Linked DNA regions of Mus musculus: all the other regions are linked to region 5. The links are chromatin loops, found by intact Hi-C in ENCODE. Cell type or tissue: heart. All regions are shown on one strand. Links, peaks and the distances in the headings refer to the core of each region. The heading gives the core; the rest is flanking DNA. Region 1 overlaps Gm26644 (predicted gene, 26644). Region 2 overlaps Gm26644 (predicted gene, 26644). Region 3 has its middle 43 kb from the start of Slf2. Region 4 holds the start of Lbx1 (ladybird homeobox 1). Region 5 holds the start of Pax2 (paired box 2). Region 6 has its middle 16 kb from the start of Gm41854. Region 7 overlaps Tlx1 (T cell leukemia, homeobox 1).

Evidence for each region. Hi-C counts contacts between places; a loop is a spot of excess contacts. Peaks named below come from ENCODE experiments on the same cell type or tissue, not always from the same donor. Only the 100,000 strongest peaks of a DNase experiment are listed, where the experiment ranks them.
Region 1: a loop joins it to region 5, with 2.4 times the contacts of the local background. A loop is called at or near these places in 14 of 42 quality-filtered maps.
Region 2: a loop joins it to region 5, with 2.1 times the contacts of the local background. A loop is called at or near these places in 13 of 42 quality-filtered maps.
Region 3: a loop joins it to region 5, with 4 times the contacts of the local background. A loop is called at or near these places in 26 of 42 quality-filtered maps.
Region 4: it touches region 5 in a loop (5-fold over the local background); 14 of 42 quality-filtered maps call a loop at or near these places.
Region 6: it touches region 5 in a loop (4-fold over the local background); 7 of 42 quality-filtered maps call a loop at or near these places.
Region 7: a loop joins it to region 5, with 2.8 times the contacts of the local background. A loop is called at or near these places in 12 of 42 quality-filtered maps.

The regions. Positions count from the first base shown.
Region 1 is chr19:44,682,045-44,686,430 of GRCm38, forward strand. Gm26644 (predicted gene, 26644) reads right to left here. Exons shown (of 2, transcript NR_167899.1): 2 at 3,709-4,386. Among named protein-coding and RNA genes, the nearest start is that of Gm26644, 11 kb to the right of the region's middle. In heart, for the core only: a CTCF peak has its summit at 2,305 (motif pointing right); no DNase peak of the experiment used is centred there; H3K4me3 peaks cover 824 bases; H3K27me3 peaks cover 3,949 bases.
Region 2 is chr19:44,690,698-44,695,083 of GRCm38, forward strand. The region is part of intron 1 of Gm26644 (predicted gene, 26644); the gene reads right to left. Among named protein-coding and RNA genes, the nearest start is that of Gm26644, 2.6 kb to the right of the region's middle. In heart, for the core only: no CTCF peak of the experiment used is centred there; no DNase peak of the experiment used is centred there; H3K4me3 peaks cover 651 bases; H3K27me3 peaks cover 3,238 bases.
Region 3 is chr19:44,885,632-44,890,017 of GRCm38, forward strand. No RefSeq gene overlaps it. Among named protein-coding and RNA genes, the nearest start is that of Slf2, 43 kb to the right of the region's middle. In heart, for the core only: a CTCF peak has its summit at 2,253 (motif pointing left); a DNase peak (open chromatin) is centred at 1,030; H3K27ac peaks cover 1,689 bases; H3K27me3 peaks cover 1,783 bases.
Region 4 is chr19:45,233,558-45,237,943 of GRCm38, forward strand. It overlaps Lbx1 (ladybird homeobox 1), which reads right to left and starts at 3,284. Exons shown (of 3, transcript NM_010691.6): 1 at 3,074-3,284; 2 at 1,346-2,084; 3 at 1-700. The coding sequence starts at 1,670. The coding sequence ends at 177. In heart, for the core only: a CTCF peak has its summit at 2,064; DNase peaks (open chromatin) are centred at 2,774 and 3,204; H3K4me3 peaks cover 3,271 bases; H3K27ac peaks cover 460 bases; H3K27me3 peaks cover 3,883 bases.
Region 5 is chr19:44,752,938-44,757,323 of GRCm38, forward strand. It overlaps Pax2 (paired box 2), which reads left to right and starts at 3,969. Exons shown (of 10, transcript NM_001368747.1): 1 at 3,969-4,386. RefSeq lists promoters at 1-4,386, 254-4,386, 3,157-4,386 and enhancers at 1-49, 586-1,294, 586-995. In heart, for the core only: CTCF peaks have their summits at 1,956 (motif pointing left) and 3,328; no DNase peak of the experiment used is centred there; H3K4me3 peaks cover 1,636 bases; H3K27ac peaks cover 759 bases; H3K27me3 peaks cover 3,946 bases.
Region 6 is chr19:44,654,125-44,658,510 of GRCm38, forward strand. No RefSeq gene overlaps it. Among named protein-coding and RNA genes, the nearest start is that of Gm41854, 16 kb to the right of the region's middle. In heart, for the core only: a CTCF peak has its summit at 1,755; no DNase peak of the experiment used is centred there; H3K27me3 peaks cover 3,842 bases.
Region 7 is chr19:45,153,274-45,157,659 of GRCm38, forward strand. It overlaps Tlx1 (T cell leukemia, homeobox 1), which reads left to right. Exons shown (of 3, transcript NM_021901.3): 2 at 243-444; 3 at 2,621-3,670. The coding sequence ends at 2,843. Among named protein-coding and RNA genes, the nearest start is that of Tlx1, 4.8 kb to the left of the region's middle. In heart, for the core only: no CTCF peak of the experiment used is centred there; no DNase peak of the experiment used is centred there; H3K4me3 peaks cover 2,182 bases; H3K27ac peaks cover 434 bases; H3K27me3 peaks cover 4,000 bases.

The sequences.
Region 1 (4,386 bases), core at 206-4,205, 71 kb before region 5:
GGGTAATAGAGAGTAATTATTCTCAAGTCATTTACTTTTTCAAAGTGTTTAGTGCTTATCTGTTTTACAATTAAAATGGAAACGACCCTGATTCACTTCCTTTCTTTTTTATTTAAATAGCACTCACCCCCCCACACCCCCAGTACACACTCTCAGCCAGTCACACACAATCACACTGGCACACAACCCTACACACACACACACACACACACACACACACACACACACACACACACACACAGTCTTCTTGGATGTGGCAACATGTCCACATTCAAAAATACAAAAATATATGGATATTTTCTTTGTCAGACACTCACAAAAAACATACATGGGCTAGTCTTCATTCAGACAAAAACACAGCCTCAGTAGGACAGACGGACACTGTCTTTTGTCATTCCTTTGGTGTTTGTGAGAGCATGAGGGATAGGCATTGTCAGAGGGAAGGACACAAACCAAGAGTCATCTTTAATGTGGATGAGTGTTGAAGGTTTGGGTGTAAAAGCTGTCTTCCTGGGTTTACATGAGTGTGTCTGAAGTGTTCAGAGCATGGGTTCATGTGAGGATAAAAAAGTGTGCATGTGAATGTGAGAGTGAGTTCATAGCTTTGCTCCTGTGTTCAGGCATCAGTCACTGCCTTGGAATGGTGTGTGTGGAGTGGGTGTTCACACCCAAGCCTGCCTGACCCCTTGCTCCGTTGGCCCATGACCCCCACCCAACCCCACCAAGACCTGACCTACTTTTAACTGAGAGTGCCACGGAGAAATTGTTCCATGAGGGACCAGGACAGGCAAGGGAGAGGGGCTTAAGAGCTGAGAACAGCTCACTCATGCCATCCTGGCTGTTTCCATCTGTTCTTCCGGTCCCAGGACCCTCTCTTTGACACCCCCCCCCCCATGACTCTTGTATCAGTCTCTTACTGAGCTCTTCCTGAGCCCACATCCAATCCCCGACTGCTCAGTCCTCCAGCCTCCACCCATGCCTCACTAAACCCTGATCCTGGGTTAATGTGTGGGGACACGAATGCTCCTTCATCGCAGACTTCCTGCCGGCCTTACTGTTCTTTGCAGGAAGTGCCTGCTTACTGGAGACATCCCAGACAGCAAGGCGCTTGCCTGTAGGCACCAAAATGTATGGCCACACACATTCCAAATCCTATTCAACCGGCAGAGATAGCTCTCAGTTGTCACAAAGGCCAACCTCAGGGAGGGCAATTAGGCCATTGCACCTCACTAGGACACTTTATCACTTAGGTGACCTGCGCAGTGCAGGTTCAGGTCCTAGTTCCCACTGCCCACACGAGAAGACTGAGTCGCAGAGTGGACTAAGATGGCCAGGAGCCCCGGAGGGAGTCAAGCGGCAGGGGACCCAGGGGTCTCCTAGCACCTGCTGACCCCAGCATCCCCAGCTTCAAACTCTCAACCCACCCTCTACCGGTTCTGGCTGAACTGGTGGAGCTCTGACTTTGAACACAAGGATCCTGGCGGGCTGAACGAGAACGAGGGAGCCCCCAGGTCCAGAGGAAAGCAGCTGTGGCGATGGCTTCGTTTTGGATTTTTGCCTTTTTTTTTTTTTGGACCGCAGTAGGGGTGACATTTATAGGTGGAGAATGCCTTTGTGATTTCCTGTCTTGACTTTCTACCTCTCTAGAAATCTTTCTCCACTTCTCTTGATTTGGTCCTGATTTCTGAGTATTGTCTCTCTCCGCTTCTTTCTGCGGGCCCAGCTGTCCGTCCGTCTGTCCGTTCGTCCGTCTGTCTGTATTACTCTTCTTCCTTTCTCTGCCTGGCTCCGCCGTTCCATCCCCGTCCTTCGGCCCCTCCCTGACTCTGGCCTCTCACACCTTCTTGGAAAAGTAAACATTTAATTTTTTTTTCTGTTAATAGATTTAATGTTCATTTGTTGGTAGCCCAGGGGCAGAAACGCGTGACATTTCAAATAATTGTTGTTTCAGGGGTATCCTCTGGAGGGAAATGCGGCAAAAGTGTGGAGAAGATTTAAGCAAATGACTGTGTCAGCTTCTATTTACTCCTGACAGGATCGCCGGGGGCACGGCTGCGAGATAACCATTAGCGCGGCCGCCGATAAAGCGGGAGGCTGCATTTCTAAAGGCTCCGCGGCCATTACGGGAAAGTTAGTGTGAAACATGTTAAATTATCCCCAAAGTGGAGCGAGCGGGGGAGCGGCGGGGGGAGCGCCGGGAGAGTTGCCGCGCCTGCGCCTGCGCCTCCGCGGGGGCCCGCTGCGGGATGCACTGAGGTGGGGTGGGGTTCCGTGCCGCGCCCACCGAGGCCCACCAGGGGGCGGTCGCGGGCGGCGCGAGCCTCAGTCTGCCGGCTCGGAGGGGTGGGTAGGTGGGTGGCTTCGCGAGCGCCGCCCTGCGGTAAGGGCAGTCCCTGCGTCTTCCCGCACCGGGCATTGGGGGTCCAGTCTACTATACCTTGCACCTTACAGCCGCGCTCAGCAGCCCTTCAGGCCACATCTGTCACTGCCTTCAATGGCCTGCGCTGAACTAGCCACCCAAGATGGGTATCATGGAGTCACAAGGAAAATATCTAATGATGGGGTGTTAGCTAAGCTTGGGACAGTTATACCTCCCTTTTTGTAGCATCTTTATCAGTCTACCTAACCCCTAAACAAACAAACCCTCATCAGAGCAAAGGTTACATGCCCTCATCTGCCTGGCCCCAGGTCTGTGCTAGGGCCTGAAAGGGTAGTTTACTAGCTTCACCTCCAAGAGTCGGGCTAGTTCTGTAACCTGGGCCTCAGTTGCCTACCTAGGGTGTGGGAATAATATGTGCCCCATATATTTCACACCATAAGAGTTAGCTAAAGCAACGAGGTCATGTAAAAGTGAAACCCTTACACGCAATACAAGGCGTTAGTATTGTTTTTGTTTGTTTTGTCACAAGTCTCATTATGTCACTCTGGCTGTCCTCGATGTATAGACCAGGCTGACCTCAAACCCACAGAGATCCTCCTGTTTCTGCATTCCAAGTGCTGGGATGAAAGCTATGGGTCACTACAGCCAGCTTGGAAAGGATTGTTGTTAACGTTAGACACAGGCACGGGGAGTGCATGAGCATAAAGATCAGGAGAGGCTCTAAGACCTGGGAGATGGGATGGCAAACAGTTCTGCTGGGTTTAGGGCTCATCGTTCCACATCTCCTGGCTTTGTTACTATTAAACACACACTCTGCCTGGGGTAAATACACCTCTGCCTGGTAGCCTGTCGGAGAAAACAGCATTTCCAGGCTGTCCCCAGTGGAATCGTACTTAAGTAACAGTACACCTGGACCAGAGCACTAGGGAAGTGCTGAGGCTCAAATGTTGCCTGAGGAGAGTGGACTAAGGAGGCAGAAAGGCCATTTGTGTCAGAGAAAGAGGAAGCCACCTTTTCCTTGTGTAGAAAGGATGTCCTGTCTGACTTAGTGACACAGCTGTAATCCAGGCCAGCCTGAGCCACACAGTGTGATCCTGGATAGATAGATAGATAGATAGATAGATAGATAGATAGATAGATAGATAGATAGAGCAAGCCAGGTGGTGGTGGCACACACCATTTAATCCCAGCACTTAGGAGGCAGAGGCAGGTGGATTTCAGAGATAGAGGCCAGTCTGGTCCACAATAGTGAGTTTTTAGTACACAGAGAAACCTGGTCTCGAAAAACCAAAAATAAGTAAGTAAATAAGTAAACAATCACAAATAGGTAAATAAATAAATAATCTTTAATGTATTAAAGTTGTGAATCACGTAAATTATATATCTGGCCTTGGGAGCCCAATCCGTGGGACAATGGCAAGCTAGTGTCTTAAAAAGAGACAAAAGCAAAAGAGCAGAGATGAGAAAGACCTCAAACCATGGGTGTGTGGTGTTTGAGGACTTTGGGTGAGTGGAGACAAAAGGGATTTCCAGGTGTCAGGACACATTGTGTCCTTTGGACATGGGAAAGAGGGTGGCCTGAACTTGATTCACAGTTTCCATGCAGAATCTTTACAAAACCCTTAGTACATTACAAAAATGAGGAACATTTCTGGTTTTCATACAGACCTCCATCTCACTGGCTGCCCAGTCTGCTGTGACTAGAATCTGATGTCATATACTCTCCTTAATAAACTGGACAGTCTCCTCCGCATTTCTAGGCTTTATTTTGCTCTATTCCTACAGTGGACACGCCTCTGCTGAAGCCACGCCTCTGCTGAGGCCACGCCTCTGACAATGGCAAGGTAGGTTTCACCGTTTGTTTGCACTGTCCTAGGCCCGACTGCTCTGGCTCTTGAGCTATTGGTGTAGACTCTTGAATTTTCCACCAGAGCATGAGTCCACTGGGGTTACTATAACAAAAGGCCTAAGACCAGGAAGCTTACTCACAAATAAACATTTATTCC
Region 2 (4,386 bases), core at 88-4,087, 62 kb before region 5:
AGTCAATTAGCAAGAACATTAGGGAGTAGAGCCAAAATACCTGGGCTCCGGCTCTACCCCTTACTAACTGTAAGGCCACGGGCAAATTACTTTCTCTGCCTCAGTTCCTGCACTTGCTATAGTGGCACAGTAATTCCTCCCTCTCAGGGTCGCTGTGAGTTTAAAGGACTGGAATACACATTATAGAAACTCTGGTGTCTCTTAGCCACTTAATATGTGCTGCTCACGTTCTCACGGAGATACAATGCCTACCCATGCAGTCAGTAACACAGACTTGTAGACAGGTCACACTGTCGGTGTGTGGACATTTGCCAGTGTGAGTCTGTCATGGCTGTTGAAAACGAGGCTCTTAAGAAACCTTGAACGGATCTCCTAACAGCTCCCTTTTTTGTGGGTTTTCAAATGTATATATAATATCCATGTGTGTGCATATGTGTAGGTACATGGGGGGGGGAACGTGTTTGCACATGTGTGGAGCCCAGAGATGGACCCTGGGTGTCTTAATTTTGAGCAAGGTCTTGTGCTGAACCTGGGACTCATTGATTGGCTAGAATGTCAGGGCATACAAGCCAGCATCATGGATCCCACAATCTCTACCTCCTTAGCCCTGCGTTTACAGGGCTGCTGCTGAGCCCAGCTTTTCATGTGGGTGATCAGGGATCTAAACTCGTGCCTTCATGTTTGTATACCATAGCACTTGGACCACTGAGCCATTTGCCCAGCTCCTAACAAAGTTTTCCTCTGAAAGGGCTCATGTAGGCCAGGCTATCCTTGAGCTCCCATCATGTAGCCAAAGATGAGGTTGACATTGAACTCTGTCTGGTCCTCCTACTTCTCCCTACTGAGTTCTGGGAGTATATGCCCAGTTTACTGAGGACCAAGTCAACAATGCTTTTTAAGCATTCTACCAGCTGAATCACGTCTCCAGCCCCCAACTTTTTTTAAGGGGGGGGGCGGAAGACAAAGATTTCTTAGAAGCTCCAAAGTCACAATATTGTTACACTCACACATACTAAAATTAACAATAATTCCTTAATTATTGTTAATAATCAAATATCCTGTCTATATTCAAATTTTACTTATTTCCCCATTACATATATATTCATATATACACCATATGTGGACATTGGATTGCTGGAGTAAGAAACCAAATGAAGTCCATCCAGTGATGTCTCCCCTTATTTCTTCTAAATAAAGAGTGAATCTCTTTTCTCTTTGAAAAATATGAGGCCTTTGACCAGAAGGATGTACATTAAAAAAGAAAGAAAGGAAGGAAGGAAGGAAGGAAGAAAGGAAGAAAGGAAGGAAGGAAGAAAGAAAGAAAGAAGAAAAGAAAAGAAAAAGAAAGGTGTTTTCTTCACAACTTTTTCTCAATGCACAAATAATACATGTTCTGTGTTGTGGGAAAAAAAAGGACTGAAGACATGAATTTGATCCCCAGAGTTAGGTGGCTCACAACTGCCTGTAAATTCAGTTTTAGGAGATTCTGACCTCCACTGACGCACACATGCATGCATGCATGCAAGCACACACACACACACACACACACACACACACACACACACACACATGTACATACACTTAAACATAAATACATAAAATTTAAAGAAGAAAGTAGATAATGTGGATAAAGTGAAAACCGTCTTACACTCCTCAACTGGAGCTTTTTAACCATTTTGTCTCCATGTTCTCATCTTCAAAATGGGAATGTCTCCTTTCTCAGGGTGCTGAGAGAGTTAAACTAAACAGAGCTTGGAAGCTCTTAGGTCGATGCCTGTCAGTCACCCAGGTTGTTTTCAGTCATTGCTCTCATGGGGCAAATTTGGAGGCATAGCGGGTTGGAGCGTGTTCAGAACCATGGACAGAGGCAGCGCACTCCCATCGGCCTCCAAGCTTTGGAAGCAACCAGCAAAACTGGCCTAGGCGGGGCCAGTGCAGCTTGTGAAGAGGAAGGAAACCTGGGATTTTCGGAATCCGCGTAGCCTCGCTCTTCCTCCGTCTGGCGGAGACAATTACTCGGATACGCTCGAGCTGGTCTCCCCGAGACCCAGGGTCATTTCAGACCTGGGCCCGGGTCCTTGGGCAACAAGGCTGGCCAAGCAGAGGCCGGGTGACTCAGTCTCCCCGATTGCAGACCAACTCGCAGGAAGACCACAAGTGCCTCCCTCCTAAGGGCCTCTGCACCTCTCAGAGCTCCCCCCTCACCCTGCCCCACCGATGCGCTGCCCTCCGGAGTTGGGGTGGTGGCTAGGGGGTGGGGAGAGCGGCCTCCGGAAGCAGGCTCAGAGCACAATTAGCAGGAAGCAGAGTCGCCCGCGAAGGCTGATTTAATTAGGTGACACGGTGCCAGGCAGGGATAGGGGGGAGGAGGGGAGAGCAGGGTCAAAACATTTTGTAAAAATCTGTTTCACAAACGCTTCTGCTCCCCTCGGGCCAGAGAGAGATTAGGCGTCTTTGGTGTCGATCAAGGCTGGCTGGCAATAGCTGGCCGCAGGGCAAGGCCAGTGCCTCCTTCATATCCGCGTCTCTATTGTCTAGTCCCCAGGACCATCGCTCCTCTGGGATGCTGGTTGGGACAAGGTGGGGAGGCAGTGATAACCTAGAAAAGAAATCTCATAAGGCAGAACACACATGTACACACACACACACACACACACACACACACACACACACACACACACGAGTTTTAATAATTTGGGAAGATCCACTTCTCAAGCTACCATTGGCTGATCAGACACTCGAATGCCTAGTCTCTATTATTTATACTCTGTGCCTCTGTTTCCTCACTCCTAAAACAGTAAAGATCCTTTAAGAGTCCCTGCCGGGTGATGGTGGGGCGCACGCCTTTAATCCCAGCACTTGGGAGGCAGAGGCAGGCGGATTTCTGAGTTCGAGGCCAGCCTGGTCTACAAAGTGAGTTCCAGGACAGCCAGGGCTTTACAGAGAAACCCTGTCTCGAAAAACAAAAACAAACAAACAAACAAACAAAAAGAGTTCCTGTGCAGGGGCTGGCGAGATGGCTCAGCAGAGCACTGACTGTTCTTCCGAAGGTCCTGAGTTCAAATCCCAGCAACCACATGGTAGCCCACAACCACCCGTAATGAGATCTGACGCCCTCTTCTGGTGCGTCTGAAGTCAGCTACAGTATACTTGTGTATAATAATAAATAAATCTTTGGGTCTGAGCGAGCAGAGGTGACCAGAGTGGGCAGAGGTCCTAAAAATTCAATTCCCAACAACCACATGAAGGCTCACATCCATCTGTACAGCTACAGTGTACTCACATACATAAAATAAATAAATAAATAAATCTTTTTTTAAAGAAAAGTTCCTGTGCAGAATGAAGGGTGTGTAATGGCAGGTGCTAGACTTACTGTAAGCATTAGATACCAGATGAGTTGAGACCTTTGGTGCCAAATCCTAAGACAAACACTGCATGTGGATGTAGAAACTTCATGTCTAAGATACTTGCAGTAGCTCACCTGGTCACGGGTAGATGTGGGAATTGCTCTCAGAACTGTTTGGTGTTGAAGCCTGTGCCATTTTGACACCTCTATTCTGAGCTGCTTGGTTTCCCAGGAGACCTTATCTCAGGTGATCTCATCGGAGCCACCAACTCTCAGCCATGTCTGGTTCAACCACACTTCCAAGACACGCGCATGCGTGTAGTACTGAGCCAAACAAAGTCTACAGTGCACACACATCTGTCACGGGAATACCCTCCCATGGAGAGAGGCTCTGGAGCATCATTTTGCTCAGAAGTTACGCAATCCACATGTCGGTGTCAAAAAGCTACACACAGCATCACACGTGTACAGATACACAAAACGTTAACACTCCAAAGTAGTAGTAAGATTTGAGCCATCGCATAGGCACGAAGACTGACGGTTTGGTTCTGCAAAGCAGCACTTACGTAGAAACACACAGAGAAACATCATTCAGCATACACAATGATGTCATACCCCACCTCATGGACCGACACAGACATATGCATCAAAACACATAACACTCTCCCACTTGAGAGATGTGATCAGATATAGATGGCACAGAAAAAAAAAAATCCAAGCCAGCGTACATATGTCCTAGACATACCCACGCAGACCAGTGGACAGAGGCAACACTTAATCTCATGGGCACACACTCACATGTACACAGACAGCCTCAGACCTTCTGGGAAGCTGGCTTCTACCCAAGAGCTTTCTGCCTCCCAAAGTCTTCAGGGCATGTGAGTCATTGACCCCACGCCCACCCACCCCCACCCCCTTTTCCAGCTGAGTCCAGGGCAGCAGCAGGAACACAGTCCTCCAGCAGACATGTGCAGGTGACCCTGGACTGCCCATCATAAGGATACCCTCTGAATCATCACTGCCAGCCCAAGCTGGAGTCA
Region 3 (4,386 bases), core at 123-4,122, 130 kb after region 5:
TGTTAGTGTGTAGAAGAGAGGTTTGAGTGTTTGGAATGAAACATGAAGTCAATTTGCACGCTAGTGTGTGTCTCTTCTGGGGGTGCTGCTCTGGGAGGATCGGGGCCACGTGTTTAAGCAGAAGGTATCTGTGTTTGAAGGTGAATACGTGTGCTGTCAGCTGTCAGTCGTCCATACGTTGGAGTGTGTCAGAGATGGGGAGGGCAGAGGACCGACCGCCCTCCCCAGGGTCTTCCAAGCTCCTGGCTCGACTTGTGCCAGGCCATTTGGGGAGCGCCCGTGCTTTATGGTGCGCGGGTGAAAAATGGAAATGCTAATAAGTAAGTCGTTAAGTTGTCTTGCAAAAATGTTAGATGATAAATTGGGTAATGTTATTGTTGAAATGAAATATGTAAAATAAATGAGTTATTTATTTCTAATAAATATTTTGTTTACGATATATTTGTAGGGATGTTAATTATTTTCCCCCTCAATCGGGGCAACTTATAAATTCTAATAAAGTGCAGGCTGTGAGAACATCGAGGGTAGTGTTGGCTCCTCCAGGCCGGGCTGCTCCTTTGATGGATGTCATCAGGAGTCTCCGATGTCCCCAGCTCCACAAAAACATAAGAGGAAACCAAAAAAGGAAGCCAGACTAGGTAAAGAACTCCTGTGAACCAGCACTTGGTGGCTGAGGCAGGAGAATAGTGAGTTTTTAAAAGACTGTCTATGCTACATAACAAAACTTACTTTGTCTCAAAAAAAAAAAAACCAAAAAAAAAAACAAACAAAAAAAAAAAACAAAAAAAAACGAAGGCGAAGTGGGTGAAAGAACAAGAGAAAAGGAGAGAGAGAAGCAAGCCAGGGAAGAAGATACACAGAGAGGGTCATGATGAGCCGATTAAATATCCCTAGGCTAGGTCCTGCTCCTTAGCTAGCTAGCTGATTGGACTCCTGGCTGTTCCGTTAGCATGGGAACAAGAGTCCTGCAAACAGCCATAAATAGCAACAGAAATCAAAAGGTAATCCATGTCACCTACATCTGTCAACAGCACTGAGCACTCACAGTAGACTGGGTGCCCTCAGTGACCCCCACTCTTCCCTGTCCCTGTTGGGGATGCCCAGAGAGGCAGACACTCCATCTGCCACTGTTTTTAGATTCCCCACCCTCTTCCCAATTAAACTTTCTCTTGTCTTCCTTCAAGGAAACCTACCCTCCCTCCCCTTGGTCCCACCTCTCTCCGCCAGCCCTTTTCTTTCCACCCCTTCCCCCAATGCAGGGCTGTCTAGGACCAAGGGTGTCAGTGGCTTTTTCAGAGGTAATCCTTGCTGAGCCCCTTGGAGAGCAATCTGACCAGAAAGCAAGCAAGGCCCGGGCCTGGCCCCTAAGGCTGGCCCTTGGGGTTGAGGGTGGGGGTGCACATTCTCCTTCAGAACAAGCTGGTCCCTGCAGGCATTATCTCCCTGTGCGTAATAAAACTGCTGAGGCAGGACCACCTGGTGGGCAGGGACAGGCAGCACAGGGACCTGCTGGAAGACTGTTCTGTCCCTGCCCTGGGGGCAGCCAGCTTTCCCTCCAGTCTGCTCACCCAGCTCCTGGGGCTCTACAGTAGGTTCCCACGATGAGCCTCCAGGCTGACCAGATAAAGGACTCAACCACCTCCACCTCGAATGCATTCCTCAAGATGTTCCCGAGCGAGCGAGCGAGCGAGCCTTCTTTAAAGTAGGGCTGAGGATTCATGCTTCCCCCAGACTGGAGTCCCTAATGTCTGTCAGAAAGGGAGACCTGTAGCTCTCTGTCCACCTACCTCTGCCCACCCTGCCCCCCATAAGCCTCTGCACCTGCTCTAAAAACAGTATCCCTGTCCATAGGCATAGCCTGTGTACATGTATGCACACATGCAAATGTGTGTTCCAGAGGCCAGATTTATGGGAAGGTAGAGAGACCTGTGACCTTGACTAAGATGAGGGGAAATAACATCAGTCAACAGACACGGGTCACACGCACGGCCACATTCACAACTTCCACAGAGACACAAGAGACACGCTTGTACACAACACAGCCTTGTGAGTACCGGGGAGTACTGGTGTTGTACGAATCCAGCCACAATGCCCCAGTCAGGTGTACCCAAAGTCCTTGTGGATGAACTCGAATCAGGTCCAGGAGTTGAAAAGAAGGCATGACCAAACAAAAAGGATATATGAAATCATTGCCAATCCACGGAGGTAGAGGTAGGGGGTGTTGACACTGGGAGAGGGCGCCCCCTGCTGGACAGAACAGCCATGCACGCTCCCCATGCCAACCTTTCTCCCTTACTTCAACCCACTGAAAACATCTGAACACCCAGCATACAAGTCTACCACACAATGGTCGAGGTCCAAGCAGACTACTATAGCTCTAGGTTCTTTTCAAAACATGCAAAATGTTTGACCATCATTTGTTTAAACTGTATAAATAATCTACTGGGTTTTAATAGGATTTTTTTCTATGAATCAGCAACAAAGCATGAAATGTGGTATTTTCACCATGAATAGCTGGGAAATTAGTCACCTCTGTCCATGATGCTCCATGGCTGTAGACCCCCATGCCATCTTGTCCCTCCCTCCCTTCCACTTCAAGCTACACTGGGTTCTTCAGAATGCTGCCCCCTTCAGCGTCTGCCTTCCTTGGCTAACAGAAGAGGGAAATTCCAAGGAGCCCCTGACTGAGAGTAAAAGTTAGGAACCCTGTACCCCATTTCACACAGTCTCCATCTGAGTTCAGAGCTTCGAATCCTGAGTCCCGGCATAAGTTCCAGTAAAGGCTGCCCCAGGTTCCAGATAAGCAGGCAGTGTAGGGAGTGTTCGTTGGTTTAAGAAGAGAAAGATTGGTGTCCTGAACAGGAAGTGTAGCGATGTATTTGAGGAGTCCCAGGTGGCCGGTCCCCCCAAGTTCATCATCAAGGCATACCTGCCTGTCAATGAGTCCTTTGGCTTCACTGCTGAGCATTGGTCCAACACTGATGGCCAGGCCTCCACCAGTGCGTGTTTGACCACTGACAGATCCTGCCCGGAGACCCCTTTGACAACAGCAGCCGCCTCAGCCAAGTGGTAGCTGAGACCCACAAGAGCAAAGGCCTGAAGGAGGGCACCCCAGCACTTGACAACTTCCTGGACAAACTGTGGGCAGCCTGGGATGGCCACACGCTGCACAGTGGCCGCCCATCAGAAGACACCGTGAGACTATCCCCACTGTGCCCCTCTGGAGGCTGCTGGGGCCACCCTGACATCACTCAGCACTCAATTGCTACCAATTCTATTTATTTCAGAATTACAAAGCAGGGGGAATCACCCTCTGCAGGCTGGACTGGCGGTCGTGGGGTGGACGGGGCACGTCTCTGAACATTTTTCAGAGGGAAATGCTAAGATGTCCAAAAGTCTAAATAAATGCATTCGGAAGTTAAAAAAAAAAAAAATAGAAAGATTGAGCTAGTCACCCTTTTCTCCAGACGTCCCCCCAAAGAGTTCTCAAACTTGGCCCTAGTCTGCCGCACACCCTTGTCTAGGCGCTGACAAGAGTGAGACCCATGAACCTACCAAGGAGGCTTCCCCGCTCACAACCTCGGCTGGCAGCAGAAGGTGCTGAGACAGGGGAGCCACAGTTGGTTACAGAGAAGATCGGCTCTAGGGAAGCAGAAAAGAGAGCCATCAAAGGCAGAAGCCCAAGCGATGTTAGAGATGAAAGACTCAGAGACAAGGTCAGATATGGGAAGGTGGATGGGCAAGAAACTATCCAACGTTCAAGGAAGGTTTCCCAATCTCCCTCCAGTTGTCTCTTGACTCCCGATCCTTGGCTCTACCTATCACCTACCCTGCAGCCCCTAAACATCTCTCCCTGCCTCAGGGTCCTGTCTGGAAAAGCAAACAGTCCGTGCCAGTGACCAAGGACCTAGGGACAGAGCTGGCTGGCCCTAAGGCAATCAGCCAAAGGCTGGTAAGACTCGGCCTCCAAGTTGGGCATGGGCCATGGGGGAGGGGAGGTGGGCCTCCTTCCTTCCGGGACCAAACCACTATCCACGTGTTCCACACAGAGCAGGGCCCCTTCCTTTCTGCCCCCTGCCCCTAGCCCTAGATGAATAAAACTCAGGGGGTTAGGGGAGCTATTCATGGAACCAGAGAATGTGTGAGCTGCCCACAGCCCCCTCTCATTAGGGGACCCCCGTCAGGTGGCGCTCATTAACTTCAAGTTGTCTCTTGTTTTAAAACTCTAGTGAGGGGGCAGGGTGGCGGGCACATTGTCTGGCTACTGCCCCAAAGAGATTAGGCACCCAGGGGGAGGGGGCAGGCAAAGGCCCTTTAATTAGTTACTTTGAAAGGTTCCCTGTCCTCTTTCTCTCAGGTCCCCCTCCTAAAACTACCTCCCCCCCC
Region 4 (4,386 bases), core at 79-4,078, 480 kb after region 5:
CCGGATTTATTGCTTCGAAAAGGAAGAGGCGGCTATCAGGGGCCAAGCCCGGCCCCGGGACAAGGGTGGAGGCGGGAGGTGCAGAGGAGGTCCCAGCTCCCCTTAGCGGTCCGATCCGGGAGGCGGCGGGCATGCGGGCACTGGGGGCCCGGGCGGCAGGAGGTCCAGGGCGCAGCTCAATCGTCCACGTCGATCTCTTCATCTTCCTCATCCTCTGAGCAGTCCTGGCTGCTGGCCCGCTGGTCCGTGAGTGGAGAGGCGGGCGAGAGCTGCAAGGGTCCTCCGCCCGGGGCCTGCGGGGCGCCTGGGGGCAGCGCAGGAGAACCCGGCCTAGACTTAGCCCTGCCGCAGCCACCGCCGCCGCCACCGCCCGAAGCCTCCGAGTTCTGCTCGAGTTCGGCCAGCGCCACGATGTCCATCTGCCCGCTGGGGCCCAGTTTCTTGGCAGACTCCACGTCGGCCTTCATCTCCTCTAGGTCCCGCTTGAGCTTGGCGCGCCGGTTCTGGAACCAGGTGATGACCTGTGCATTGGTGAGGCCCAGCTGCTGCGCAATTTGGTCGCGATCTGCCGGGGACAGGTACTTCTGGTATAGAAAGCGTTTCTCCAACTCGTAGATCTGGTGGTTGGTGAAGGCCGTGCGTGATTTTCGCCGTTTCTTGGGCGTCTGCCTCTGCCCAAAGATGGTCATCCCATCGCGGCCTGGAAAGAAATGACAGTGTATGCTCGCGACGAGAGAGTCAAGACCCCACCCAGACTCTCTCCCATAACTCTCCAACCGACTCAGGCCCGGGGTCCCGCTCTTGTTTCTTCTCCAATTCGATTCCACTCTCTAAACCTGAGCAAACTGGGCCATGGGACACCTCCTGTCTCTGGTCTCCTGAAAGTCCTAGGAAAAAAATGTTTTAATTTCTGCTCCCTAACAGTTGGTCTGAAAGAGCTAAAGTCTCACAGAGTGCAAGGAAACCACACAGAGACTCCCTAAATGTGTTGTGAACACCGATTCTCCACCCCTTTCCAATGGCCGGACTCCACCCTACCCAGGAGTTGTCAGGGGAAAAAAAATTTCGCCCTCTTCCCAGTCCAGGAGTAAGTCTAGGAGAGTCCAAGCGGACGGGAAGCCTAGGTAGCCGGCCAGACTCCGGGAAGAGCTTGGGTTCTCACACCTCTCTCAGATCACCTCAGAGGTCCCTAGGAACTAGGCTCCTGCGCCCCTGTCCCCAGTCTCAGCTGCAGAAGCCAGGACTGGAGGGGCCTGGCAGCCGGCGTGGGCAGAGGCAGGGGGTACGAAGGGCAGGACACTGCGTGTGGGCGACTGGGCGCAGGGGAATCTAGACTTGTGCCTACCTTCGGCTGCCTGCAGGACGCTGACCTCCAGCCCCTTAAAGGTCTTGCTGGCGAGCTCCTCCAAGGCGCAGAGAGGCGAGGTCTGCGAGAGCAGAGCGCGGCCCGCCAGGGGCAAGCCGCCCGGCGCGTGCTTGTCCGCGGCCGCCAGCAGGTGCGCCGCCCCACACAGCGAGTAACTTCTCCGCACGGACGGCTTGTTGAGGATGTCCTCGATGCTGAACGGCGTCAGCGGCTTGTTGGAGTTGGCGGGCGGCGGCAGGTGGTCCAGAGGGCTGCGTCGCCGCTCCTCCCCTGGCGCCGCCTTGCCGTCCTCCTTGGAAGTCATCTCGGCCTCGTTTGGGGGCCCGGCCGGGGCGGCTCGGGCCGGGGGGACCCAGCCCGCGGGCAGCTCGGACGCTGGACGGTGCGAGAGGAAGGCGAGAGGCGGGCAGGAGGCCGCGCCGGGCAGGGCGCGGATGGGCAAGCGGCCGATTAGCGCGGCGACCCGGGCGAGCGGAGTGGCGCGGGGCCCCGGGAGGAAAGCGCTGACGCGGGCGCCGCCACTGCCACCGCCGCCGCCGCCGCCACCGCCGGGGTTTCCAGCAAGCCCGGGCCGGAGCCGGGAAGCGCCGCGCCGGGCTCCAGTTTCGCCAGCCCCGGTGCTATTTAAAGGTGTCAGGTGGCTCCGCCGCGGCGGCTCCTGGCCCGGGGTCCTGGCGGCGGCAGTTGGAAGAACCGAGGCGAGGGCGCCGATCCCGGACTGCGAGGGGAGGCGGAGAGACGGGGCAATTGACTATTGCTAACAAGTTAGCCTTGATCGAGGAGTAATCAATTATCTGCAGCTGAACTTCTCTTTCTTCGCTCTCCCTTCTTTCTCCTCTCCCTTCTTTCTCTCTGTTCTCTCTCCTCCCTGTCCTCTCTCTCTCTCTCCCTCCCTCCCTCCCTCTCTTCACTCCACTCTGCTCCCCCCGTCCCTCTCCTTCTCTACCTCTCCCTCGCCCTCTCTTTCACTCTCTGTCTGTCCAATGCAGGCGGCTCTAAGTTGGGAAGCTCATTAATTAGCGGGCCGGGGTAGGAGGAGCCGGCTGGAATTAGCCTGCCTAATGCGCCTGTCAGTCCCGGCTCTACGCCGTGCTCGGCCCGAGATGTTTGTAAATTACATTAGAGGTGCCTTTATTGCTCCCGAACCTGGGGTGACTAAAAAGCCACCGCCCCCCACCCCCCACCCCAAACTGAGAGCAGTGCTCTGGGCACACCCGTCTCCCGCCGGCCTGGCCGAGATGGCAGCACCAGCCCGGAGATCTCAGGCTCTGCAAGCCGCAGTTGGGAAGCTTGAGAAGGGTACCAGGATCCCCAGCCGCGGAGTGACGCGGTCGCCGCGCGGGCCAGGTAAGAACTGGAGCCCAGGCGGGTCCTGCTGCTACCCAGTGTGGACTTTGATGATCCCAGATCAAGAAGCCAGCGTCCCTATTCTTACACACTCTTGTCTCTCCCCCCCACCCCCCAACCCCAGCCCTGGGCCGTGAGCCCGAGAAAAGGAGAAGCTGAAGGCTCCGGGGGCTGGCCCCTAGGAGGTCAGAGCGGGCTGCACAGCCTTGGGTGGGCGACACGGGACAGAGGTGGGGATCCTAAGGGCTGGGGGAGGGGAACAATTGGAGGGCTCAGCCTTCCCCACCCGAAGAGGCGGAGGGAGGAGTTGGCTGTTCTGCACGCCTCTCCCCTGATCTGAGCCTGAGGCGGGCGCCCTACCTCCTTCTGCAATCTTGCACACTCTTTCCTCCCGCCGTGGCTCTCGGGGCAAGCTAGGGCCACCACATGTCTGATGACGGACGTCTGACGGAAACTCGGCCGGGTGTCGGGGTTACCCGGGCGGGTTCCGGGCTTCCCCGCTGCTCTCTGCCCCGGCCAGGGCCGGGGCCCCGCTGCCCGCCCCGCCCAGCCGGGCACAGGGCTTGAGTGTACAGCACGGCCCGACTCCAGCTGTTCCGGATGCGGGGTGGGGGCCGGGAAGGGGCCGGGCCAGGGCTGGGGCTGTGCTCTCAGAAACTCGCAGCGAGGCCGGAGAATCTGGTTGTGGATCCCAGGGCCTGGAATCTCTGAATATTAGGCGAGCATTTTGTGTGCATCGTTATTTGAAAATGTTTGGTTTTCTTTTCTTTCTTTCTTTCTTTCTTTCTTTCTTTCTTTCTTTCTTTCTTTCTTTTTTTTTAACGTGTGTTTTGGCGTGTGGTACTCCGTGTGTCTTTTTTTTAACCGTTTATGGATCTCTGGGCATTTAGGCGGGTTTGAGTCTCAGCTATGCCTTTCTTTTCCCTTAAAACGCGACAGTGGGGCTGTGCTCTGGGGCCCTCTTCTCTCTTGCTACTCCATCTGGTTTATGTTGGGCCCGGATTTTCCACTTCTTCTCTTGGAAAAAGGAGGAAAGTAAGAGGGTGTAGGAACCAGACGGAAGAATACTTCTCCCTTCACTAGCTGCACACATCAGACTTGCTTTGTTTGTAAACTCCTGGATGGTCTGTGTACTCCAGAAGCACAACTTGGGTCAGAGAAAGGTTTCAAGAGCAGCTGGAGAATTTGTGGACCAGGGTAGGGAGTGGGACAGAAAGAATGGGATCCTCCCTATAGGCAGAGAGGGAGGGGGGGGGGGACTTAGCTGGGCTGGGGACTGGAACAGGCTTCTTCGGTGCAGGGGCCTGATATTTATTTAATCATTTGGATTCATGGCATTGTAGCCTTGAGGAGTAGAGAAAAGGATTTGTACCTGGAGTTCCCAGTGTGATGGGGGAACTGGCCTGCTTGGGAATGCTAGAAGCCATCTTTCTACTTCCTTCCCAGACTTCACCCTGCATCTTCGGGAGGTGGGGAGAAGGTAGGGGGTGCTCTGAGGCAGAAATGCTGATAGTAGAGGCTGGAGTTTCCTGAGTGCCACAGATCCATCCCAGGTCCTGATGCAGCAGCATCTCCTGCCTCCCACCTCCCAATCTCTCTGTCATCCCTGATGCCCTGGAAGCCCCAGGAGGTGCTAAGCCTTGTAACAGGAAGGTCTAGGGACTGGTGGAAGG
Region 5 (4,386 bases), core at 106-4,105:
CTAGGGAGGTACGCTTAATTTCGGAATTTCTAATCCCCTCCCTCAGAGCTAAGGCCATAGCTCCCCACGCTACTCCCCAGGAGGTAGAGGGAGAAAAGACAAGCGGGGCCGAGGGTGGGGGGAGGGGCACAGCTGAATGCTTCACTGCAGCGGGGGAGGCGGCGGGGGGGGGATTGCTTGCCAGGTCCTCGGTGACACAGCCACCTTCGAGAACTGCTAGAGACCCTGTGCCTAATGACTGGGGTCAGGATCAGGATCCTGTGTGCAGAAGAGATGCAGTCATGTCACGCCCCCACCCCACCCCCAGCAAAAGAGTAAAGAAAGGGGGCCTGGGTGAGCGGGGTTAGCAGACAGGATCTCTGCCTGCACTTTACTTATGCATGATCCGCCCACAGACGCATTAAAATCTGGGGTATAAGTCACATGCGGCTTGGGACACCTTTGCATAAGTATCTATGAGAGGGCCTTCTTGCAGGACCGCAGGCCTCCCGCACACCTAACACTCACGCAGAGCAGGCCCGCTCCAGCGGAGAACCAGCTTGACCCTAGGCTTTCGGAAGGGAGGTAGTAGGAGTGGGGCTGCCAGGCGCCAAGCGAGCATGGCAGAGGTGGCAGCAGAGAAGGCGAAGGAACTGAGATCCACAAGGAAGATTTATTGGGCAGATCAGATGCACAGAGGCGACTAATGAAGCAAATCCCGAGATGGGTATCAGAGCAACTCCCCAAAAGTTTATTTGCCTTTAAATTTCCGCAGGGAGGCGGGCTCCTTGTTTGAAGTGTAAATGCCCCTAGGTTGTGGGGGGGTGTTGAAGGGCTGCTTTGAAAACACTAGAGAGAAAAGGTTCATTTAGAGTCAGATGAGGGAAAAGCAACCAAGCCTGACAGGTCGAGCCCTGGCTGTGTTTGGGGTTGGGTTGTTGTCTTTCTTTTTCTTTCCTCCCTTTCCTCTTCTTTCTTCTTTTCTTTTTCTACTCTTTCCCCTTCTGTTAGGGCCCATAGAAGAAGAAAAAGAACAGGAAAGGGGGAGTCAGAAGGAGAGGCCATCGAGAAGGGACATCTGCAAATCAGCCCTTCCTTCTAAAGTCCAAAGAGAGGGCTGTGCAGAGGCTAACGGGCTTCCAAAGCAGCAGGGTAGATCGCCTTTTGATTATCTAGACCCAGAAACCAGCTGGAAAACTAACAGGGAAACTGGAGGTGTGTGTGTGTGTGTGTGTGTGTGTGTGTGTGTGTGTGTGTGTGTGTGTATGTGTGTGTGTGTGCGCGCGCGCGTCCCAGGAGTCCTGGGAAGGCATGCCTGAGTTTTCTGGAGCTACATAGAAATTAGACTATCACTAGCCCTCATTCCTAAGAGGATGTATGTGGCAGATACTTGCGTAAGTGCAACTTCAAAAGTGTTTTACGAATTGAATTGTTAGTTCTCTTTACAAAATGTAAAGTTCGACCCCACTCCCATTCTTATGGGGAAATATCCATTGTCTATGTTCACATTTCATAGGACGTGAAACATGAAACTATATTTCAGTTCTAGAGGACTCTGGATCTCTGTTGGAGTGAGGAACTCCGCTGATTTTTGTTTCCTCAACAGACATACCAAGACTTAACTTAAGCACACCCAACAAGAGTTCCTTTATGAACTCTTCTGAATGCTCCCCACCTCAAATTCTGGACTGATTGCTTCTTCAAAGGAAGATAAGGCTACTGCGGTTACTACCACCTTAGAGCTTCTGGCTCCCCAGTATGGGAGCTGACCCTTTTAGGCTGAAATAACTCTGTTTCCACACACACACACACACACACACACACACACACACACACACACACACACACACACACACACTTCTTTTCTGTTCCCTATGAGAAGTTAGTGCGTGTTGCTGAGGTTGTGAGGTTGTGAGATTTGGCCAAAGCAAACCCGGGAGCGCCATCTACAGGCCTTGAGAGGAAGGCATTGGTTTTCCTGGCAGGACCCCTGAACCTCCTACTCTTCCTGCCCACGGGAACCTAGTCCTCAGACCAAAGGAAGTGGGGGACAGGGTGGTGGTGGGCAGATGGAAAGGTGGTTTATTTTTATTTTTATTTTTTAGTTTCTTACTTTCCAGCAGTTACTCTGCAATTGGATTAATCTAGCCGGAAATTTCCAGGAGACCGGGCAAAGGCCCAGATCCCAACCGACCCAGCTCCCCTTGGAATGGAAAGCTCAGAATCCGGTGTAGCTGAGCCTGGCCTGAAACTCACCCAGAATGTGGGCGGTTCTAAATGCCCGGTAGGAGTCAGTCTGAGACGGGCTGAGAGTCTAGTGGGTGCTTCCCCCAACCCCATCTACTGCCGAGGCTTTTTGGCTATAGGGACAGGGGCACTGTCTACACTCATTGCCCTTCCTCTGGGCTTCAGGAGCTGCAGACAACACCAAGGAGTCTTGGGTCCGCCGGGCAAGAAAGCTGTGTTTCTCAGCTTGAGCTTCCTGGAGCCGCCCTTTTTCAGACCCAGGGAAGCCTGGGAGGAGGGAGCGAAAAAGGGGGGGGGGGTGAGTTAAAACATCAGCTGAAGTGCCAAGATGATTTATGAGACTAGGGAAAATATTTCATAAAGATCTCCTGGATATTCTGTACTTAACCAGTTAGGAGACAAAGGGCTTCTCTCGCTTAGTGCGTGCGAGAAGACCCCAGCGAACAAGGGAGCGAGTGCGGGCCAGGCTGCAGAGACTGGGCCAGCGGCTCTGGTAGGAGCCGGGCCAGGCCGGCGTGCTGCGCCAGCTGCGCTCGCTCGGGATCTGCAGAGCTGGCGGCGGGCGGCGCTCAGTCGCGTTCATAGCCTCCTCTTCTCCCCAGCCGGGGAAAGAGAACGCCTTGGTCCCGCCTTGGGCTTCTGCATCCTCTGTCACTGCCGCGGACAAGCCGCTGCGCACCGTCTCCCGGCACAGTCCCTTCCCTAGCTACCCGAGGGTCCAGGTGCCAAGTTCCCTGGCTCTCCTACCATCCGTTGGGTCCCACCAAGGCAGGTGGGTTCTAGCCAGAGGCCTCTAGCTTGATTCCAAACCAGGCGTCTGGACTGCCCAGACTCCGGGGAGGGGGTGCGCGCCACCGCGTGTGGGACGGGAGGGGACAAACTGCTGGGCACTTTGCCCCGGAATGAGAATCATGCGTGCGTGGATGGGAAGGTACCACAGGAGGAAAAGGCGAAAGGGAAGGACCAGAGGGAAAGGGAGAGAGGAAGGAAGACACAGGGAGAAACGGAAAGGAACTCAGCGCAAGGGTAGCCGAGTTAGGACAGGGGCTGCGGACTCGCGGGCGTCTGGGATTTGCGGGCATTGGCCGGTGGATGGCAGGGCTGGGCGAGTTAGGACTGAGAGCCTGGCTTCGGAGTGCCGCGCGCTCGGAGGCCCTCTGTGGTTGCCTGAATATTCATTAGGCTGGCCGCTCTTTATCCTTATCTAACGTTTATCTTCTCGGCGAGTTTCGTTTCTCAGTGTAGTTTTAATCCGGGGCTCCCATTCCTCCTCCCCCTGGCCCGCTCCTCACCCTCCCTCTTCCTTCACCCGCTGCTCCCTCCCGTTTCCCCCCCCTCCCGGGCCCTCCCCTCGCCAGCACCGGAGTGACAGGCGCGGGGCCCTCCTTGCCGAAGCTCGGGGCTCCGGCGCTGGCGAATCACAGAGTGGTGGAATCTATTGCCTTTGTCTGACAAGTCATCCATCTCCCGGCGCGGGGAGGAGGAGGGGGTCTGGAGGGGGCTTTGCAGCTTTTAGAGAGACACACACCGGGAGCCCAGGCTCCAGTCTCCGGCCGAGTCTTCTTGCAGCCGCAACCCACCTGGGGCCAGCCCAGCGCTGCGGGCGCCGCTCGGCTCCTAGGCTGCCTCCCTCCCTCCTGGCCCTTCGGTCGCCGCGGCGTGCGCCTGCCTTTTCCGGGGGCGGGGGCCGGCTCGCACGCTCCCCTCCCGCGGGCGCCCGCTTGGACATCCCGGGGATTGCTACTTCTCTGCCAACTTCGCCAACTCGCCGGCACTTGGAGCGGCCCGGCTCCCCTCCTGGCGCCCTCGGGCCGCCCCCGCCCTGAGCTCTCTTGGTTCAGAGCCTCTCGGACAACCGGGTTCCAGGGGAGCTGAGTGAGCCGTCTTCCCTACCCGGCCTCAGCTCTGGCCGCAGCTGGCGCGCGAGCCATGCGCCCCAAGTGCCCCTTGGTCCAGCCAGTCGCCCCGGGGCTGCGTTGCTGACTGCCCAGCCGCGTGCCCCAACGGTGGCAAGTTGCAGCCTCTGCGGTCGCAAACCCCAGCGGGCCCGGAGGAGTCCCGGCGTGGAGCGCGGCGCGGCGTCCCCCGCCCTCGCTTGCCCCCCAGCAGTCGGGCGCCCGCTCACTCTCCCTCCCCCACCGTCCCTTCCTTTTCTCCTCA
Region 6 (4,386 bases), core at 140-4,139, 99 kb before region 5:
CCGCTATTCCTGCTATGTGATTTTGAGCCGGTTATTTAACCTCAGTTTTCCTATATATTAAATGGGAACAATAATGATAATAATAATAGTAATAATAATAATACTTTCTCCCTCATAGGATTCTTATGAAGAGTAAATTAGTTGAATATGTATAAGTTGCTGAAAACATGGTGAGACCCCACAGCAAACACAAGGAGCCTGAGAGACAAACCACCCAGTCTGATTTATTTTTAATTTTTGTTTATATATACCTTTATTCACTGGGGCGTTTTGCCTGCATGTACAATATGTGTGCCTGAGGAGGTCAGAAGATGAAGTCAAATCTCTTTTTGTTTGTTTGTTGTTGTTGCTGCTGCTGCTGTTGCTGCTGCTGCTGCTGCTGCTGCTGCTATTGTTTTAAGACAGGGTCTAATAATATAGCTCCAGCTGGCTTGGAGCAGACAGATCTACCTTCCTCATGAGTGCTGTGATTAAAGGCATGCCCCCACTACGCTTAGAGAAGTCAAATCTTGAGGAACTGGAATTATAGGCATTGTGAGGCACCACATGGGTGCCACCGAGTCCCGGGTCCTCTGCAAGAACACCTGTTCTTAACTGCGAAGCCATCTCTCCAGACCCTTTATTTCCCCTTTTATTATGTGTATATGTGTGTCTGTGTATATGCGTATATGTGTATATGTGTGTCTGTGTATATGCATGTTTATGGCACATGTGTGCAGGCTCACCATGCCTCCTGCACACCAAGGCTGGCCCTTTAAGAATCCTGAGCCCTAGGGAATGTTCTAAGCAGGTGCCCCTCACACCTCTGAGCAGCAGTAGCAGCTTCACCTAGGAGCTTGTTTGAAGGGCACGTGTTCAGATCCCAGCCCAACCACAGAATCAGAAATGGAGATGGGGTCAGCCAGGAGCCCTGGAAAGACTCCGGGAACAGCAGGGACTGAGGGAAGCCTCTGCACGAGAGGAGTGTTGGCCCAGGCCTTAAATGTTGGGTGGAGGAGGAATCTCTAGAGAAAGGGAAACCAGATATGGCGAGTGGGGCATGTCTGTGGTCTTGGCGGGTAAGGAAGGAGAATCACTCTGATTATGAGGCTAAAGGGAGCCCAGAGCCAGCCTAGAACACACAGCAAATGCAAAACCAGACGGGTGGGGGATGGAAGTAAGAAAAGAATAGTAGCCAATGCCCTTTGACTTGACAAGGTAAAGAGTCCAGCTGATGCAGTGAGGCTTCAAGCTGGGGATGTGGCAAAAACTAAGCCAGGCTGCTGGGTTGGTGTCCCTGGATGCAGTGCCTTATTAATTGATTCTCCTCTGAATATCTCAGGGGGCTTTGTAGAATTATCTTTAAAGGCAAACTCTTGGGATCTCCCTAAAAAGAGAATGTCCTGTGCTAGGAGTGGCCTTTCATGCCTAGGCTTCCCACTAAGTGGCAGCCGCCAGTCCTGAAGGACTCTGCGGAGCCCCAGCCTCCCGTCCCATCAAGCTTAGAGACAGAAAATGTGAGGCTTTCACAAAAGGTGTGAGGGGTCTGAACCAGGTCCAGCAGAGACATCAGAGTACCCGGAGGCCTTCCTGGCACGGCGTCCCGTGAACACACACACACACACACACACACACACACACACACACACACACACAGAGTGTGCCAATGGTGAGACCCTGGACTGAGAAGAGCCCAGGGTGAGCTGGCTATGGGGCTTCAGGTCTGGAGAAACGCTAACAGACTCCCGTGTCCTGCCTGGGGCTACCACTAGGAGGCTAATGAAAAGGGAAGAAGCAGGCTGGGGCTTGGACCAGCAGGAGACAGCAAAGGGACAATGTGAAGCAGGAGGGAGGTGGCCCCTCAGGCAGGGACAGACAATGTCCCCATATGGGAAGCAGACGGAGCCACCCCGCCCTCTTAGTCCTGGGGCTCTGTGCAGCAGGCAGCACTCTCTCGCTTGATCTCTGAGCCTGGGTAGCTGTACCCCGGAAGCTGAGCACACTGAGCTTCTGAACAAGTTGCAGAATAAGGGCTCAGCTCACCAAAATTCCCATAATGGCATGAGGACACAGAGCCAGGCAGAGGCAACCATATGCATCCTCCCTAGTATGCACCCAGTTAGGTGACAGTCTACTTTCTCTAGATAGTCTTCAAACAGGCTCAAAGATCCCCTAGAGCCGGCCAGCCTACCAATTTTGTTGTTTTCTATAGACAATTATTTCTAATACTTTAGCAGAAAGACCACTACCATGCTGCGTCCACCATGAATTTTCCAACAGATGTGTGGGGCTTGGTTGCCAGTCCGCACCAGCAATGCTTGGAGCACAACTTAGAGGGGTAGCTGGGGTGACAGAGACTTCTGCACGACCCCCAACATCTGCTACCCACCAGGGAAAGATCTGCCAAGTAATCCCAAGTTTTGGATCATTTGTAACGAGCCCCTACCCAAGTTTATTATATACAAGACATTTTTAAGACCTACCATCTCCATGTGTCCCTAGTAAGCCATTGTCTCGGTTTCCTAAGACCCTCCCTGTCTCTAGGTTTTAGCTCAGCCTCATTTTTGCTCGTACACTATTTTTTTTTGCGGGGGGGGAGGGAGTATGAAGTATGAATAAGAATTTTACAATTTCACAGTGGAGTCAAGGGCAAGAGATTGGAGCGCAAGGCCCAGCCAGGTCATCCCTTATCTTCCCTAAGGAAAATACAGCCAGGCTTCTGTTCCTCTCTGCGACAGGCCCAAAGAGAACCTCTGTAGGATAAGAGATCACTCAAGATTCTTCAATATTTAAGAGGTATCTTGGCCCTACTCTGTGTTAGACCCTTTGCTTGGGGCATCAGTCAGTTCTCAATTGGCTATGAGCAATGGGAAAACACTTTGAATTAGTTTAAACACAGAATGGAATCTACCGAAAGGGGAGGAGAATCTGCAGGTGATCAGAACTAGGTTCAAATAGTCCAAGAAAGCAAGAGCAGACTTCCTGAGCCTCGGGGATATACAGAGCAGGCTCCTAACCAATGAATGCCACGTCTCTGAGATTCACCAGCTGTCACTGGGGAAAGCTCAACACTCAGTTCCTTCTTGAAGAAGCCCAGAGATGGCCCTAGATTGGTCCCCAATAGGTCAGTTGGTATATCAGAACCAGGAGAGCCTGCCAGGGTCGGGTAGGATTAGAAGACTCTCTTTGAGACCATGTTTTTATTTCCAAAAGATGAGCCCCTATTCCAGGGGCCTCTGCCAGCAAAGTGCCAGAAAATCCTCACAAGTGTATGTAGTGAGAATTGTTAGCTTTAGGGCCAGAGATATGGCTCAGCAGTTAAGAGCACTGACTACTCTTCCAGAGGACATGGGTTTGATTCTCAACACCTACGTGACAGCCCACAACCACCTATAACTGCAGTACCAGGGGGGTGCTATACCCACTCCTGGTCTCTGAGAGCACCGGGCATACAAATGTTACACAGGCATACATGTGGAAAAAACATTCATGCACATAAAATAAATCAATTAATTAATTTTAAAGAGTTCTTAACACACACACACACACACACACCTTTTACAAATGTATTAACTGAGATTTGGTTCTCAGCCCAGTTAGCCCAAGAGCCTGGATCCTCAAAGCCTGTATGTTTGATAAAGGTGATGCTGACTTCCTGGGAGGATCATCCAGTCAGTGTATCAAATAGACCAGGTATATGCCACACACTGCAAGCTGTGTGGGACTGTCAGAGATCGGTCACCGCAGGGTTATATGTGGCAAGAAGGGAATTACGGGGCGGGGGGTCGGTCCTCTTCTCATCCTGTGATCAGTTACTGAGGTGGCACTTGACCTGATCCTTAGAAAAACAGCAAACAGATCAAAGAGTTTGGCCAAAGCTGAGAGCACAAGCAGGAAATGGGTTGGAAGTAGAGACAAAAGAAGAAATTGTGACCAGTTTGGACTGGAGATGAAATTGCCAGAGATTGAAAGTACAGGCTTGGGATCTCAGCCCAAGGGCTGTGGTCCAAAGGACTTATTTAGACTGTATCTCAGTTTCCTGGTTAGTAAAACAGGACGAGATTGAAATAGCTACTTAAGACTGTGCTGAAATTTGAATGAAATAACATAGGAAAATAATGCTTTGAAGCAATAGCTATTATCATAAGTGATTTAGAGTAATTCACGTTGGGAACCACTGAGTATTTCAAAGTTGGACTGTAATAAAGTACCACAAACTGTGTGGCTTGAAACAACAGAATTTATCCTCTCATTTAGAGAATTTATTCTAGAGGCTTCGAGTTCAAAGGCTTGTAGTGCAGCTCAGCTGAAGAGGGCTTACCTAACCTGGTTGACATCCTGACTTCAGTCCTTAGTACTAGGTGGGAATGGAGATGAATGTATCTGTAGAATCATATTCCCTTGAAG
Region 7 (4,386 bases), core at 206-4,205, 400 kb after region 5:
TAAGTGGCAGCTAGGGGACCCGTCAGCCTGGCGGGCAGGAGGGAGCCCTTTGCGATCCTGGGCTGGAGGTGGAGGGTTGCCGGGTGGATCACTGCCTTGCTTTTAGGGGGTACAGCCAGTGCGCTCTGACTCGCGGGGTGTCGGGCCTGGGACGCCTCCTGACGCTCTGCCGCTTGCCTCTGCCGTCTGTCTGTCTCCCGCTCCAGTGGCCCTCTCACCCTTCACTGTAACACGCCGTATAGGTCACCCCTATCAGAACCGGACGCCCCCTAAGAAGAAGAAGCCGCGCACATCCTTCACGCGCCTGCAGATCTGTGAGCTGGAAAAGCGCTTCCACCGCCAGAAGTACTTGGCTTCGGCGGAGCGCGCTGCTCTGGCCAAGGCGCTCAAAATGACCGATGCGCAAGTAAAAACCTGGTTCCAGAACCGGAGGACGAAATGGAGGTGAGCTCACGGGGCGGACTGGTGGCTGAGGAGCGGGCTTCCTCTGCCTCTCTCGGGTTGCACGCACTCCCTCTGCTTGCTGGTTTCCGATCGGTTTAGACGAGTGAGCGCCTACAGTCACTGGAGACCACAAACAACGAAGGGCAGTAGCCTGGTGGGGTTGGAGAATCTTTCCTGTGTTTTAAGAGACGCTTCAGGGCTTTCAGGACAGCACTGTCTACCCTGGGTAGACGCTGCTCATTTCTGCCGCTGAGGCAAATGGGCCTATAAACCAGTCTATGCGATCTGGATTTCAATACTCAGGGAGTCCTTTAGGGGCTTTTGATTGCCCAGCCTGCCTTTACCGGGTGGAACCTCCCCTGACCCTGAGCGGTGCAGACAGAGGGAGCCGCGCCAGGTCTCCGCGCTCCAGCCGGACTCTCCGCCGAGCGTCTGGGGCCCCGGACCGCCGGCTGCCGCTACTTACTGCTTCCTCCCCAGGCGCTTGAGCTCTGCGCAGTCGTCCCCCATCCTGGAAGGGGAAAATCAATCTGCGCCGGCTGTGGCTGGGATTCTCGGGTCCCACTGAAAGGGGGAGGATCAATTAGAAGCAGATGGGTGTGAGGGAGGAAGAAAGAGACATTTTCCTTCTGTCATCCACCGACGACAGCGCTCACCACGCTCTCATTTTCTTTTATCCCCCCCCCCCCCCCCGCATACACCTCGGCCTTCCTCATCTTCTGCTCACCTTTCCCCCCAATTATTACGAATATTAGGCCACCACACACTCTAAGCAGCTTTATTCCCTGAGCTCCGTGCACCCCTGAGCCTTTCCACACTCCTCTGATTCTCCCTTTGCTCCGGGGAGTCTCTGAGCTCAGACCCTGGGGAGGTGCTGTGGCAAGAGTCGGAACAAAAATCGGAGGCGCCGCTCCGGGCGGGCCTAGAGCGGGAGGAAGGAATTGGAGTTTCCTCTTTTTCTGAATGAAGGCGAGGAATCTGCCCGAGATTCCGCCTTCGAGGCCACAAAGGAAGCCCGGGCCCTGCGACTCCTCTGTCCCCCACCAACATTCCTGTGGCTGGGGAAGGGGTGGGGAACCTGGTTTCAGCCCTTTGGAAAGCTAGTTAAAGGAAGAGCTGGGCTAGCTGAAGAGGGTGGCTGGTACCCCCGAGTTTTCGACGGTGGAAGGGGGGGTGGTGCTTAGAAAGCCAGCCACAGGCGAGGAGGGGAACTTAACACAAAGGGAAGGGACAAAGATGGTCCATTTTAGAAGAAAATTATAATAAATATTTTTAAAGGTGGGGCGAGGGGTGCGGGAAAAATGAAAGCAGCCAGAAATCTGTGTGTGAAGGAAGGTATCTGATCTGATCACTTAAAACGTGAGTTTTCACTTCGAACAAATTCCCCTAATTCAGAGGAAAAGAAGGGGTGAAGAAAAAAAACATGGGGTAAAACAGAGCATGGAGGAAAACATTTGGGTAGTTTAAAATTCAGGGAGACAGGGAAGATGAGAGAGAGAGAGAAAGACAAGGAAAAGTCAGAAAGGCGCTGTGAGAACAGGCGGGCGTCCACCTCGCCCCGGGAAGAGCCGTGAGCTTCAAGCGGTTTCATCGATCGCCTACAAATTGCTTCTGGAGGCCCCGGGGACTCCCATTAGGTCTGTCCACCTTAGAGACAGACGTTTGATCTCAGTTGACAGGGTGGAGGGGCGGCATTAAATGGAATAAGTGAGTCACAGCCTCTCTAGACCGCCTGGGAGGAAGCTGGTGAGTCCGGAGAGAGCCTAGGGGCACTGGGTTTGGCACCAGAGGTCTGAGGCCTGGGCCAGGCTGGAGGTGAGAAAAAAGAGGCACGTCTTTGGGGCCTTTCAGGCTTGGGATAGCATCTGGGCTTGGGATAGACCAGTTTATCCATGGTGTGCCCTTGAGAGTGTAGGCTATGTGACTTAATGGGGGAGGCCCAGGAGTTTTGGGCTTTTTCATTGCTCCTCTGGGACTGGGACATTTCTGCTCCATCCATTTTTGGGGTTTCCAATGTTTTTGTCAGGACCCCCAAGAGTGGAGAGTGCCTTAATGGGGCCATAAAGAGCTGAGGGGTGCCTAAGGGGCTGTCTCCTGGGAGCTTGCTCCCGGGCCTGCGCAGGCGCGCGGGAAGAGGGTTAGAGTCCTGGCTAGTAATTGCTTGTTCCCCACGCAGGCGACAGACAGCAGAGGAACGTGAGGCCGAGAGGCAGCAGGCGAACCGCATCCTCCTGCAGCTGCAGCAGGAAGCCTTCCAGAAGAGCCTGGCCCAGCCGCTGCCTGCAGACCCACTGTGCGTGCACAACTCCTCGCTCTTCGCCCTGCAGAACCTGCAGCCGTGGTCTGACGACTCCACCAAAATCACCAGCGTCACGTCCGTGGCTTCGGCCTGCGAGTGAGGACCCAAGGCCCGTTGAGGACTTTCCGGAGAACCAGAACTCTCGACACCCTTTCTGACTGCACGCAGGAGGGAAATGGGGGGCTTCTCAGCAAGGCTCCCAAGCACCGCCTCCACTCCCCTGCGGACACTTCCTGTCTTCGGTGGAAGAGGGCTGGGGATACAGGCAGAGACATCTTCCCAGAAGCCTGTGTGATCCTGCCCTCACTCTGGAACAGTTCAGAATCCTCTGTTTTCCTCTATTTCATAAAATTTACTGATTTTTAACATGGGACAGAGAGACCCAAAGGAAGTAGGGTCCGGAAGGCTTCTGGGATCCCCAGGCAGCCATCTGTACTAAAGCTGGAAACCTCTCTGTTCCTCTCCTGGGAGGAGAGCCCGGAGGTCCACACAGAGGTGATACCACTGTCCCTCCTGGTGTCACCCAGAGCTACACACAGGGGCCTATCGCAGAGCATCAGTGCACACACAGGATCACAGCAAATGACCCTTGTTGTAGGGCATAGTCTGGGGTGACTCTCAGACTCACCCAAACAGCACGGACCTCAAACACACGGCCATAGTCACACTGTGACACACACAACAGCTAAACTTGGTCTGTCAGGCCCTCAGCCACACATCCCAGCATCACCCAGGTCACCCAGGTCACCCAGGTATGCACAGACAGGCTTTCACATAAATGCAGCCCATTTCTCCAGATCCTGTTTGGGGAGGGGGGTAAGTTATGCCCTTATAAGTTATGCGCTTATAAGGTGTTTTCTGTGTAACCATTTTATAAAGTGCTTGTGTAATTTATGTGGAAAAATAATAAAAGCCTCTGGATCAGGACTCGGGGCTGTCTCCTCCCTGCCGAGGAGCCCAGCGTTTTACAGCTCCTTGGGTTTGGTGCAAGATGGAGCGTCAGAAACAGCAGCAAGTAACCTAGATCCGGGGAAGGGATGGGTGGGCAAGATTATCAGAGAGAGGGAGAAGGTGACACTGAGGGGAGCCAGGCCATCCAGAGTTCGAGAAACTGTGGGATAGGTGTCTTTGGGAACGAGAGCTGTGTGTTTTGTGTGAGCAACCAGCCTGTTAGTGTTAGTGAATGCTTGTAATGAGATTTGAAGGCGTGATTATGTTCGAAGTTCTAGTGTAAAAAAATGTTTGTTTCTCCTTAAGTTGAGCTTACAGTAGTGGTGTGTGTGTGTGTGTGTGTGTGCGCGCGCGCGCGCGCGCGCGCGAGACCATGTAAGAATGAGCCATTTGGGGGGTAATTTTGTGATTATCCATGTTTTAAGATTGTATATGGATCACGTTAATATGGTGGAAGTACACATTAGTTTTCCTTTGTGAATCTGGTTTTGTGGTAAATGTGTTTCAGAGTGTGTATCATCTCTAATTGTATAGGTGTAATTAAGAGCGAGGGATAACCACGTGTGTGTGCCTGTGTGCCCTGTTTTCACTGTAGGGCAGGTACTTGTGCATGGTGATTTTAATTGCAGGAAGTGTGGATGGTGGTGGGAGGCTGGCCCTGCAGGTGAGAGTGTGTGGCTAGGTGTGAGTAA